Linked DNA regions of Homo sapiens: all the other regions are linked to region 1. Evidence: chromatin contacts called from ENCODE Hi-C or POLR2A ChIA-PET data. All regions are on one chromosome and are shown on one strand. Each heading gives the region's core, a stretch centred on a gene start or an enhancer-like site at or near the end of the contact. The rest is flanking DNA. Distances are from core to core; before and after follow the strand shown.

The links. A loop is a pair of places that touch in the nucleus more often than their neighbours do. ChIA-PET counts read pairs that join two places held with the same protein, here RNA polymerase II (POLR2A). Pooled maps may share reads with other maps.
Region 2: a pooled map shows a loop between it and region 1 (3-fold over the local background). The contact joins the enhancer-like site here to the promoter of PSMB4 in region 1. A Hi-C loop is called at or near these places in 2 of 50 pooled maps. POLR2A ChIA-PET finds 5 or more read pairs at or near these places in 3 of 52 experiments (T-cell and WTC11).
Region 3: a loop to region 1 is called in a map with no recorded cell type, with 13 times the contacts of the local background. The contact joins the promoter of THEM4 here to the promoter of PSMB4 in region 1. A Hi-C loop is called at or near these places in 2 of 37 single-sample maps with no recorded cell type and 7 of 50 pooled maps. POLR2A ChIA-PET finds 5 or more read pairs at or near these places in 1 of 52 experiments (MCF 10A).

What each region holds. Positions count from the first base shown.
Region 1 is chr1:151,396,887-151,400,915 of GRCh38, forward strand. It overlaps PSMB4 (proteasome 20S subunit beta 4), which reads left to right and starts at 2,687. Exons shown (of 7, transcript NM_002796.3): 1 at 2,687-2,841; 2 at 3,095-3,301; 3 at 3,556-3,702; 4 at 3,878-3,959. The coding sequence starts at 2,702. RefSeq lists enhancers at 2,044-2,766, 2,367-2,416, 2,767-3,488 and a silencer at 3,257-3,414.
Region 2 is chr1:151,023,105-151,027,187 of GRCh38, forward strand. PRUNE1 (prune exopolyphosphatase 1) reads left to right here. Exons shown (of 8, transcript NM_021222.3): 4 at 1,507-1,691; 5 at 2,411-2,569. Among named protein-coding and RNA genes, the nearest start is that of BNIPL, 11 kb to the right of the region's middle. Within about 2 kb of position 1,632, at least 10 of the 41 ENCODE cell types and tissues checked have a DNase peak (open chromatin) inside an H3K27ac peak, as active enhancers do.
Region 3 is chr1:151,907,658-151,911,670 of GRCh38, forward strand. THEM4 (thioesterase superfamily member 4) reads right to left here and starts at 1,854. Exons shown (of 6, transcript NM_053055.5): 1 at 1,703-1,854. The coding sequence starts at 1,801. RefSeq lists a silencer at 1,581-1,890 and enhancers at 2,131-2,250, 2,239-2,826.

The sequences.
Region 1 (4,029 bases), core at 1,437-3,936:
TTTCTTCCTTTCTTTTTCTTTCTGTCTGTCTCTCTTTCCTTTCTTTCTTTCCTTCCTTCCTTTCCTTTCCTTCTTTCCTTTCTTTTCTTTCCTTTTTTTGAGACAGCGTTTCGTTAGTTCTGTCACTCAGGCTGGAGTGCAGTGGTGCAATCTTGGCTCACTGCAACCTCTGTCTCCTGGGTTCAAACAAATCTCCTGCCTCAACCTCCCAAGTACCTGGGATTACAGGCGTGTGCCACCACACCCGGCTAATTTTTGTATTTTTTGTAGAGATGGGGTTTCATCACGTTGGCCATGCTGGTCTTGAATTCCTGACCTCAGGTGATCCGCCCATCTAAGTCTCCCAAAGTCCTGGGATTACAGGCATGAGCCACCGCGCCCGGCCTGAGGTGGGCAGATTTCTTGAGCTCAGGAGTTTGAAACTAGCCTGGGCAACATGGTGAGATCTCTCCTGGTCTCTACAAAAAAATACAAAAATTAGGCCGGTCGTGGTGTCTCACGCCTGTAATTCCATCACTTTGGGAGGCTGGGGTGAGAGGATTACCTGAGGTCAGGAGTTTGAGACCAACCTGGCCAGTGTGATGAAACCCCATCTCTACTAAAAATACAACAACAACAACAAAAAAAAAATTAGCTGGGCATGGTTGTGCACCCCTGTAATCCCAGCTACTGAGGAGGCTGAGGCTGGAGAATCGCTTGAACCAGGGAGGCGGAGGCTGCTTTGAGTTGAGATCGTGCCACTGCACTCCAGCCTGTGCAACAGAGCAAGACTCCCTCTCAAAATAAGAAAAAAAGAAAAAAAACAAAAACAAAAATTAGCCGGGTGTGGCATCTGTAGTCCCCAGCTACTCGAGAGGTTGCAGCTGGAGGATCGCTGGAGCCGGGGAGGCAAGGGTCGCAGTGAGCCGAGATCATGCCACTGCACTCCAGCCTGGGTGACAGAGCCAGACCTTGTCTCAAAAAACAAACAAACAAAAGACACCTAAGGACAGTGTTGAGGATGGTATCCTCACCAGTCTCTGTGGGAGGATGGAATCCTAACTTCCATAAATGCCAGCTAGCAGACATCATTGACCTAAGCACATTTACATTGACTAATTCTGTAAATGTTCACTTCCCTGACTCTACTGACCCTCTGTCTCACTGTCCCCTAACCTCATTTTCCCTATAAAATACCCATTACTTGCATACAAATTGCAGTTGAGTTCAGTTCATGCTGAACTGTTTTTCCTTATTGTAGTAGTTATTACTGATTGAAATCTGTCCTTTCCACTTTAGTGTCCGGCTTTGTTTATCTTTGACAAAATTCACCAGTTTGATTCAAGACAGTTTCCAGCCCCTGCTATGGAGTTACACTGAGAAGGAAACCCCTGGAATTTAGTTTCACCCCTACACTTCCAATGGAATTTTTCTGTTTCTTTAGAGGTGGGCAAGGGCCCTTGACAATAAGGAAACTTTCAGACTTGTCTAAGGTCCCACAGAGAGTGCTTGATCCACCTGAGCTATCACACCCCACAGGGTATACACAAGTGTATTCTTTTTTTTTTTTTTTTTTTTTTTTTTTTTGTGACAGGGTCTCGCTCTGTTGCCCAGGCTGGAGTGCAGTGGCGCCACCTTGGCTCACTGCAACCTCCCTCGGGTTCAGGCGATTCTCCCACCTCACCCTCCCAAGTAGCTGGAATTACAGGCCTGGCTAATTTTTTGTTTTGTTTTGTTTTGTAGAGGTGAGGTCTCACCATGTTGCCAAGGCTGGTCTTGAATTCCTGGGTTCAAGTGATCCTCCCGTCTTGGCCTCCCAAAGTTCTGGGATTACAGGCATGAGCCACCGCACCCGGCCCTGATTCCTTTTTTTATTCTAGCTTCAAGATTCAGTTCTACCGTTATCGGCTGTGTGACTGGGTAAATCACTACACCGCAAGCCTCGGTTTCCTATTTACCAAATGGGTCGAATAATGCCTGCCACATGGGGCTGCTCTGAGGAGTACAGATGTAAGAGATCCTGTGTTCACTGATATTTTCATGTGGGCTTTTTGATAATGATACAAAAGGAACATGAGAACTGTGACTTCTAGGCCGGGCGAGGCGGCTTACTCCTGTAATCCCAGCACTTTGGGAGTCCGAGGCAGGCGGATCACCTGAGATCCGGAGTTCGAGACCAGCCTGGCCAACATGGTGAAACCCCATCTCTAGCAAAAATACAAAAAATTAGCCAGGCGTGGTGGCAGGCGCCTGTAATCCCAGCTACTCGGGAGGCTAAGGCACGAGAATCGCTTGAATCTGGGAGGCGGAGGTTGCAGTGAGCCGAGATCGCGCCACTGCATTCCAGCCTGGGGGCCAGAGCGAGACTCCGTCTCAAAAAAATAAAAAATAAAATAAAAAATTGTGACGTCTCACTCAGGATCAGCGTCTTTAAGTGGCCACCTCCCCACCCCACCTTCATGCCTCCCTCCTCCTTGAATCGTGTGTTAGAACGCTGTGATCTGGTCCAAACTCCACGGAGATGCGATGCGATGCGAAGCGATGTTGGGCAATTTCAACTCCCTGTCTCGGTCGCCACCTAGGATTACTGCATGTTCAGCTACGACCTCATCAACATGGCTGCTGGAAGTCGTCTACAGGAAAAAGAAAGAAATGACACTGAAGGATCACTTCCGCTTCCGTTGGCGCAAGCGCTTTCATTTTTTCTGCTACCGTGACTAAGATGGAAGCGTTTTTGGGGTCGCGGTCCGGACTTTGGGCGGGGGGTCCGGCCCCAGGACAGTTTTACCGCATTCCGTCCACTCCCGATTCCTTCATGGATCCGGCGTCTGCACTTTACAGAGGTCCAATCACGCGGACCCAGTAAGTTCTCGGCGCTTTCGTTTGCGTAGCGGGAGGGACCGTGGGGCCTGGTGCTGCCGGCTGGTTTTGAGAGCCCGGGAAGGTGAGGCGGGGACCCCGGGGGCGCGCGAACGGCAGGGGAGCTCAGGGCGCGGAGTCCTGGAGAATGCAGAATAATTGGAAGGAATTATAGAAAATCAGAAGCGCAGCTCAGTGCGCGGAAAGAGGGCGCAGTCCATCCCCCCTCTCAGCTCCCACCGTTCTCACTCTTTAGGAACCCCATGGTGACCGGGACCTCAGTCCTCGGCGTTAAGTTCGAGGGCGGAGTGGTGATTGCCGCAGACATGCTGGGATCCTACGGCTCCTTGGCTCGTTTCCGCAACATCTCTCGCATTATGCGAGTCAACAACAGTACCATGCTGGGTGCCTCTGGCGACTACGCTGATTTCCAGTATTTGAAGCAAGTTCTCGGCCAGATGGTGTAAGTCATCCAGAGAACAGGAGAGTGGTTCCCAAGTAGAGAGGGGAGTCCCCTGTTTTTTATTCCCTTCGATGGGATGGGGGGACTTGTTGCAGCGGGGGACTGGAAGAGTTGTTGGAGGTGGGCGATCTGTGTTTGCAATAAAGTTTTTGGCATTAGGTGTAAAATGGGGGAAGGTGTGGTAACTTCTTTTGGGGATGGGTGGAGACCCCGACTTAATTCTCTCCCTTTTCTCACAACCAATTCCTTTTAAGGATTGATGAGGAGCTTCTGGGAGATGGACACAGCTATAGTCCTAGAGCTATTCATTCATGGCTGACCAGGGCCATGTACAGCCGGCGCTCGAAGATGAACCCTTTGTGGAACACCATGGTCATCGGAGGCTATGCTGATGGAGAGAGGTTCATATGAATACAAATAACTTATTTCCTTTACCACCCAACCTAGTACCTGTGTAGTATCTCTTCTGTCTCTTCTCCCCAAGTGAATCCCACTTTAACTCAGACCCCATGGTCCCCTTCTTCAGCTAAGATGAATCTAAGGTGAAATGAGTTTTGACCCATTGTGTCCTGTTAGCTTCCTCGGTTATGTGGACATGCTTGGTGTAGCCTATGAAGCCCCTTCGCTGGCCACTGGTTATGGTGCATACTTGGCTCAGGTAAGTAGTAAGTCTAGAGGTGGGGGAAAGGGAAGACAAAAGGAAATGGATTAGTGGTTGTCTGCTTTTC
Region 2 (4,083 bases), core at 382-2,881, 370 kb before region 1:
CATAGGCCCTTCTAAGGTGATTGGATTTTATTTTAGGCCGTGGGGAACTATTTTAAATTATATTCTGGGTCCTAAAAGAATCAGATTTTCTTTTTTCAAATGATCATTCAGGCCACTTTGTGAAGGACAGCCCAGGAGGGCTCTTGGTTGGAAGCAGGTGATTGGTTAAGAGACTACTGGAATAGTCCAGACGAGAGATATTGAGGGCCTAGAGTGGGGCAGTAACAGAGAGTTAGAAACTAGGGCATGGATAGGAATTAAGATAGAATTCACAGGACCTGGTGACCCACATGGAATCTAAGTATTGAGTGGGTTATAAAAATAGGAGAGATTTGCTGGGCGCGGTGGCTCATGCCTGTAATCCCAGCACTTTGGGAGGCCGAGGCGGGCGGATCACGAGGTCAGGAGTTCGAGACCAGCCTGGCCAATATGGTGAAACCCCGTCTCTACTAAAAATACAAAAATTAGCTGGGCCTGGTGGTGGGCGCCTGTACTCCCAGCTACTTAGGAGGCTGAGGCAGGAGAATTGCTTGAACCTGGGAGGCGGAGGTTGCAGTGAGCCAAGATTGCACCACTGCACTCCAGCCTGGGCGACACAGCGAGATTCCGTCTTAGAAAAAAAAAAAAAAAGGAGAAATTTAGATGTTGGGTATCAAGGGTGTCAAGGGTATAGGGTTGGAAAGGCAACGCTAAAGGACAGCAAATGTGGGGGTAAGATATTTGCAGCAGATGCTTCACAGAATTTGCTTATACACTATTTAAAGATGACTCCAATTATAACATTAAAGAAAAGAATTGCTGGGCGCGGTGGCTCACGCCTGTAATCCCAGCTCTTTGGGAGGCCAAGGCGGGCAGATCACGAGGTCAGGAGTTCGAGACCAGCCTGACCAACATGGTGAAACCCCATCTTTACTAAAAATACAAAAAAAAAAATTAGCCGGGTTTGGTGGCACGTGCCTTGTAATCCTGGTTACCCAGGAGGCTGAGGCAGGAGAATCACTTGAACCCGGGAGGTGGAGGTTGCAGGAGCCGAGATCGTGCCATTGCACTCCAACCTGGGCAACAGAGTGAGACTCCGTCTCAAAAAAAAAAAAAAAAAAGAATTGAGAGGAGTTAGGCAGAGGTAAAAGTAACCAAAGGTCAGTTTTAAATGCTTGCCTGGCAGATCACCTGAGGTCAGGAGTTTGAGACCAGACTGGCCAACATGGCGAAACCCCATCTCTACTAAAAATACAAAAAAATTAGCTGGGCATGTTGGCAGGCGCCTTTAATCCCAGCTACTCAGGAGGCTGAGGCAGGAGAATCGCTTGAACCCGAGATGCAAAGGTTGCAGTGAGCCAAGAACGCACCATTGCACTCTAGCCTGGGCGACAAGAGTGAAACTCCGTCTCAAAAAAAAAAAGACATCTGCATTTTCCTTGATGTGTGGGGTAGAGGTTGGCTAGAAGCAGCTGGAGTGTCCGTACCTATCTTTCTTCCTCTTTTCCCATACCCTCCCCTCCACAGAAGTGACACAGCCCTAGAGGAGGCAGTAGCAGAGGTGCTAGACCATCGACCCATCGAGCCGAAACACTGCCCTCCCTGCCATGTTTCAGTTGAGCTGGTGGGGTCCTGTGCTACCCTGGTGACCGAGAGAATCCTGCAGGGGGCACCAGAGATCTTGGACAGGCAAACTGCAGCCCTTCTGCATGGTAAGGGTGGCTTTTGGATTGGGACCTCAGTAGTTCTATTCCTGTCCCTGAGAAGGGAGGGTGGAAAAGTCTAGACGCTTCCAGCCTAACCATATGCTCTCAGAGCCATTCAGCTCATACCAAAAGATAGGATTCTTTCAGGGGACAATTGAGCATGTGTTTAAAGGCCTGTGGGATACTTGTTGGAGAAAGTAGAAAGGAAGTGCAGGGCAACAGACCAAGAAGCTTCCTATTGGCATCATTTTATGATGGAAGGAGGATTAGCTAAAGAAGCAGGAAACAGATTCCAATACCAATTCCTCCAGGAAATAGGTGACCTTGAGCAAATCTCTTAACCTTTCTTGTTCTCATTTTTCCACTTGTAAAAAAAAAGAGAGAGAGAGTGAGTTGGACTAGACTGTCTTTTCCAACTTAGAAGATTCTTTGATGGGATTTGGCCTACTGAAGAGGTGTATCTCTGTCTGACTAGGCTGTAAAATCTCCAAGGTTTGAGATGCTCAGGCTTTCTTTCTACCTTTTCCCCATTTCCCTTCCTACATTTTAGTTTGGATTTGGGAGGTCTGAGGACACTGTCCATCCCAGTTTCTCATTTTGCTTTCAGAGATTTTGCTATACAAATCTCCTTGTGTGTGTCCATTTGGTGTGAAGGTTATATATGTTCTGGTGGTTGTGTGTGAAGGGTCACAGGATTCAAGTTCCACCATCTCCCTTCTCCACAGGAACCATCATCCTGGACTGTGTCAACATGGACCTTAAAATTGGAAAGGCAACCCCAAAGGACAGCAAATATGTGGAGAAACTAGAGGCCCTTTTCCCAGACCTACCCAAGAGAAATGATATATTTGATTCCCTACAAAAGGCAAAGTTTGATGTATCAGGTATGAAATGTTAGCTGACTTTTCTGCCTCCCAGATAAGAAAACAGAAAGGCAAGCCTTGTTCATTATATTATTTTTTTTTTTTTGAGACAGAGTCTTGCTCTGCCACCCAGGCTAGAGTGCAGTGGCACAATCTTGGCACACTGCAACCTCGACCTCCTGGGTTCAAGCGATTCTCCTGCCTCAGCCTCCCGAGTAGCTGGGATTACAGGCGCCCACCACCACGCCCAGCTAATTTTGGTATTTTTAGTAAAGATCGGGTTTCACCATGTTGACCAGGCTGGTCTTGAACTCTGAAGCTCAGGTGATCTGCCCGCCTGGGCCTCCCAAAGTGCTGGGATTACAGGCATGAGCCACCGCGCCTGGCCAATTATTTAAATTTTATACCAGAAAGAAATGAAGTACCATATTAGCCTAAGCATGAAATAATCAGTCATTTACTGGATTGTTCTATCCTGGCTCTTGGTTAGGATGAGGAGGAATGTATTAAGAGCCTCAGAAGGGCCAGACGCAGTGGCTCACGCCTGTAATCCCAACACTTTGGGAGGCCGAGGTGGGCAGATCACCTGAGGTCAGGAGTTCAAGACCAGCCTAGCTAACATGGTGAAACTCCGTTTCTACTAAAAATACGAAAAATTAGCTGAGCGTGGTGGTGTGTGCCTGTAATCCCATCTACTCAGGAGGCTGAGGCAGGAAAATCGCTTGAACCCGGGAAGTGGAGGTTGCAGTGAGCCGAGATTGCGCCATTGTACTCCAGCTTGGGCAACGACAGCGAAACTCCGTCTCAAAAAAAAACAAAAAGAGCCTCATAGGTTCCAGTCTATTCAGAGAATACAGGACATATATATAAAATATGCTGAGAGTATACTAAATTATCAGAGTGAAATCTATAGAATTGGTTAGGGAGGCAAAAGAAATATTTTGTGAGTAAACAAAAGATGAAGAGAACCCAAAAAAAACTGTATTCTTGTACTCAGCTACCACCTGTTGACATAAAAAGGAAGAAAGAAAGAAAGAACTCACATGTAAACAGTATAGGAAGAGGGAAAGATAAAAAGTAAAAGCCTCTGTTCTGGGTTTCATCCTTCTCTCCAAAGTTACTTGCTCTAAAGGTACCTATTGTCACCAGTTATTTAAGATGGCTTTTGATTATGTGATTACATTTTCTTTCTTTCTTTTTTTTTTTTTTTTTTGAGACAGAGTCCAGGTTCAAGTGATTCTCCTGCTTCAGCCTCCTGAGTAGCTGGGATTACAAGTGCCCGCCACCACACCCAGCTAATTCTTTGTATTTTTAGTAGAGACAGAGTTTCATCATGTTGACCAGGCTGGTCCCAAACTCCTGACCTCAGGTGATCCGCCCACCTCAGCCTCCCAAAGTGCTGGGATTACAGGCCTGAGTCACCGCGCCCGGCTATGATTACATTTTCAATTATCTCCCCCATTCATTGCCCCAAAGAGAGGCTGTTTTTCCTTCCTTGACCCATCTGGCTGTCCTTGCCTTCTTGGTCTTGGGAC
Region 3 (4,013 bases), core at 604-3,103, 510 kb after region 1:
AAGGATGAGTGAAATGGGGACTCAAAACCTCTCACTTTCATTTCTGAGCCTTTTGGTCTTATGGCATTCCTCTTCTTTTTGGGGGGACAGCAACGGCACCTATTTTTCTTTTTACGATACTGGAGGTGGTCCACACCCACCCCAATGGTCACCAGTGCACTCACAAGACAGTTGGGTGGGGTAGCTCCCTGGCCCCACTTCTTTACTGGCTGGGGTGCATGGTGGTGTCTGCAGCATGTGTGTGTGGTGTCCAGTAGCCACACAGGGCATAAATGAGCCACAGCCACTGCCCAGGCTCCAAGGCGCCGGCATGGCTGGCTGGCGTTCCCTACCAGGTGCCTGCAGTCTCCCCCTCCCCATTCCAGGGAGTCTAGCTCTGTCCCACAGCAATTAAGCTCCTCTCTCTGGTGGAGGAACCATTTGCATAGGAATAAGAGGTTCTTCCCCCAGGCATCCTTATCTCCTCTCCAACCCATCAGCAGTATACTTTTAAAGGAGGTTTTTCTTTTCCTTTTGGAAGACGTTTTGCTCTTTTGGGAATGATGAGGATTACCGTTTATATTTTCTGTAAAGTTTTGTGCGAAAGGATTTGTGAGGTAAGTCGTAAGCTGTAGCCAATCTGTGTGTTTTGCATGTCTTTCTGTATGCTCCACAGCAAACTTCGCTGCAGGCCTCCATCTTGTTTTACGTCCTTGGGGGCGTGGCCTGTAACCCCATTGCATAGCTTCGTTTAGCCCGGCATGGCCCAGATTCATCCTGGCTTAGGGAATGAGTCCTTTCTGGTTTGGTATCTGTATGCCCTTTCGCTATTTGTCGATTCCCCTGCCCTCCACCAACCACCTTGGATTTTCCTTTCTCTGAGCCTTTAAGTAAAGTTTGAAAGCCAGAAATATTGGCCGCTTGGTGGAGCTAAAGTTAGATAATAAGGGTGTTAAAAGAATTTTCTTAAGGAGTGCTCAGCTTAATTAAAAGTAGATATCTAAGTTGTAATTATATTTATAAGGCCTTTATGTTTTCCTTTTCTTGGACCTTATTTTGCTGGAAAAAGTGTTTCTTTGCGGTCGACTGAGTTATTTTTCTCCATTTTGCCTTGCCACTTTTAATGCCTGCATAAGAGGGGCGATCTCTGTTTTCCTCATGGAACCCCAGGAATTAAAAGCAGATAGATCCCTCTCCCTGTGATGAAAGATCTTATGGCAACTGGGTTTTCTTCTGCCTGTCTGTGTAGTTATATATGTGTTGTGTGTGATGTCTATAAAAAGATCTCTAATTAATTGACCTAAAGGAAGATAAGCGTTTGGATCAAATATTTTTTTAAAGGGAAGATAAAAGCTGTGGTATCTTTTAGTTCACGTCACTTTAATCTTTGAAAAATAAAAACAGCCTCAAATATTATTGGTAAAATACAGATGTTGTCAAAATATAAATAGACAGACTAAATTATGCAGTTCAGGTAGCGCCCTGCCGACCCTGTCTCTTAAAAAACAAAAAAACGGGGTCACCTTTCCATCCCTTTTCTAACGGTTTGAATCTCAGGACTGTATTCCTAGGCCCCTGTTGCTTATGCTGCCCTGTGGTGCCCAGGTGAGCTTTTATTCTGAGATTGGCTGGTTGGGGTATGGATAACAATCGAAGGCTCTGTTACCGCAGGCGTGTTTCTGAGTCCTGCTCCCGCCCCATGCCCGAGGGTGCCCAGACTCACCAGCTCGGGTCGCGGCTCGCTTCCCGGCAGGCGCCGGCCTACTGGCGGCAGGCACAGAGCCCCCAGCGTGCGGAGGCGCGCGGCGCAGCTCCTCAGCATGGCTCCGGGCCGCGGGGCCGCGCTTGCTCTAGCCCTGGACGGCGCACTCTACCTCCGCCACAAGAGCGCGCGTGCGAGTTAACCCCTGGGGTGGACGCAGGGCGGGGCTTGGGGAGGAGGCGGTGCGCACTACTGGCGGCTGGCTGGCCGGGGTGTGAGGCCGGCGGGGTCCGGGTAGGGCATCGCTGTTGAGTCTATCTTCTGGTTCCGGCCTTTTCTTTCCGAAGACCTCCCGCTGCGGCCAACAGCCGGGCCACTTCCGGGGCTTCTCAAAGGCAAGAGGAGCGCGGCCGGAGCGGATCCCGGTTATCGCCTTGGGCCCCTCAGCCCCTCAGCCCCGGAACCCGCGCGCCGACTGGAGGCTTTGCGGTCATCCTTCCCACATGACCCAGGGCGTACGCAGTGCTCCGTGTCCCCAAGTAGTTATCCCTCCCCCGGAAGACTGAAGTCCCTGGGGCGGGTAGGAGCGCACGCTAGGAGTAGTATGAATAAAGTGTTTTCTTGGAGGTCATGGGCAAGTCTCTGGACAGGGTTGATAGTGCTGATTTATAGAGGGCAGTCTGGGCACAAAGAGCATTTATACGATCGAAAAGCTGCTTTCCCTGCCAACAGCCCCATACCCTCCCCAGGAGCGCGCTTACGCCTTAAAAGACTCTTTTGTTATGTAAACTGACAGTTAAATTAAACGAAGGTAATGGATACTAAAGGCGTAACAGGTATTGTAACTATTTTACTGTTATCGATGCTTTTGAGGTTACTTACCTCGCTTGTATTCGTATGGTGGGAATACTAGGCGCATACCTTCTGAGCTTCGAATTCAGTAACCTCACTGGGACCTTGAAATCGGACTGGGTTGGAGTATTCCCATTACTCAGATAATGCAAATCCGGGCCATCATACCCCTTTATTTTTAAATGCTTACCAGTATGCCATAGCCCTAGTCCATCCTAAGGTGAAGACTCTAATGGGTTTTTTTTGAGACAGAGTCTCGCAGAGATACTGCTATTGCACTTCAGCCTGGGCAACATACTGATGCCCCATCTCAAAAAAGCAATAAATTAAAAAGAAAACTCGAATGACCTGAATGCATTAGATATTTTGCCTTGATTCCTTTCCCATGAACAACTCCAGCAGTTTGTCAGTAGGTAAGAACACCTAGATACATTTTAAGCCTACACTATTAACTGGGGGAAGGTGTAACATTCTGAGAGAAAGGGAATTGGGGAGAGAAGGCAATGCAGTTAGGAGGGGCCCCTTGGAATCCTAGAGCTACTGAACCGAAGATCAGGCATAAAGGATGGTTGTTGAGATTCTGTAATTCTAAGAGGTTGTATTCTGATATCTCCTAAGCACCCCCCCCAACCTCCCACATTCCCTTTATCTCAGTTGTCTTCCTTTTTAATATATTAATAGTATTGCAGTTTCCTGGTGGCAGGGATGGGGTCAGATTGCCTTATTAATTGTAACAACGTGCACGTAGTGCTTGAATACTTACTTAGCAGCAAGAATCCAAAGTATCTTTGGTGTCTGTTGTCTTCCCATGTTGTGCGTGCAGATGGAGGCACGAGCATAACGTAAATCTCTAAAATTGAGATGACTACTGTTAATGAATAGAAAAGTTTATTCAGGTAACTTAAAATTGCATCTATTTACAATTTACAGTGTAGTCAAATCAATCAATACCTATAGACTTCAACCCTGCTAAGATTGTCTATATGATTAATGTACCAATAGCTCACCTAACAGCTTCCTTTTGTTTTTTTGAGATGGAGTCTCACTCTGTTGCCCAGGCTGGAAGTGCAGTGGCATGATCTTGGCTCACTGCAACCTCTGCCTCCAGGGTTCAAGCGATTCTCCCTGCCTCAACCTCCCGAGTAGGTGGGATTACAGGCGCGTGCCACCACATCTGGCTAATTTTTATATTTTTGGTAGAGACGGGGTTTCACCCTGTTGGCCAGGCTGGTCTTGAACTCCTGACCTCAAGTGATCTGCCTGCCTCCCAAAGTGCTGGGATTACCAGCATGAGCCACTGCACTCGGCACCTATCAGCTTCTTAAAAGACCTTAGACTTAGGGCAATTAGAGGTCAGTTACACTGAGTTTAAACTTCATTAAATTTTAACTCTAAATTTTTCAAGTAGCGGCAGTGCATTTAGTTAAGTCATCCACACTCTTGCATGGCTTACTCTGGGATATTCGTGTTGACAGCACAT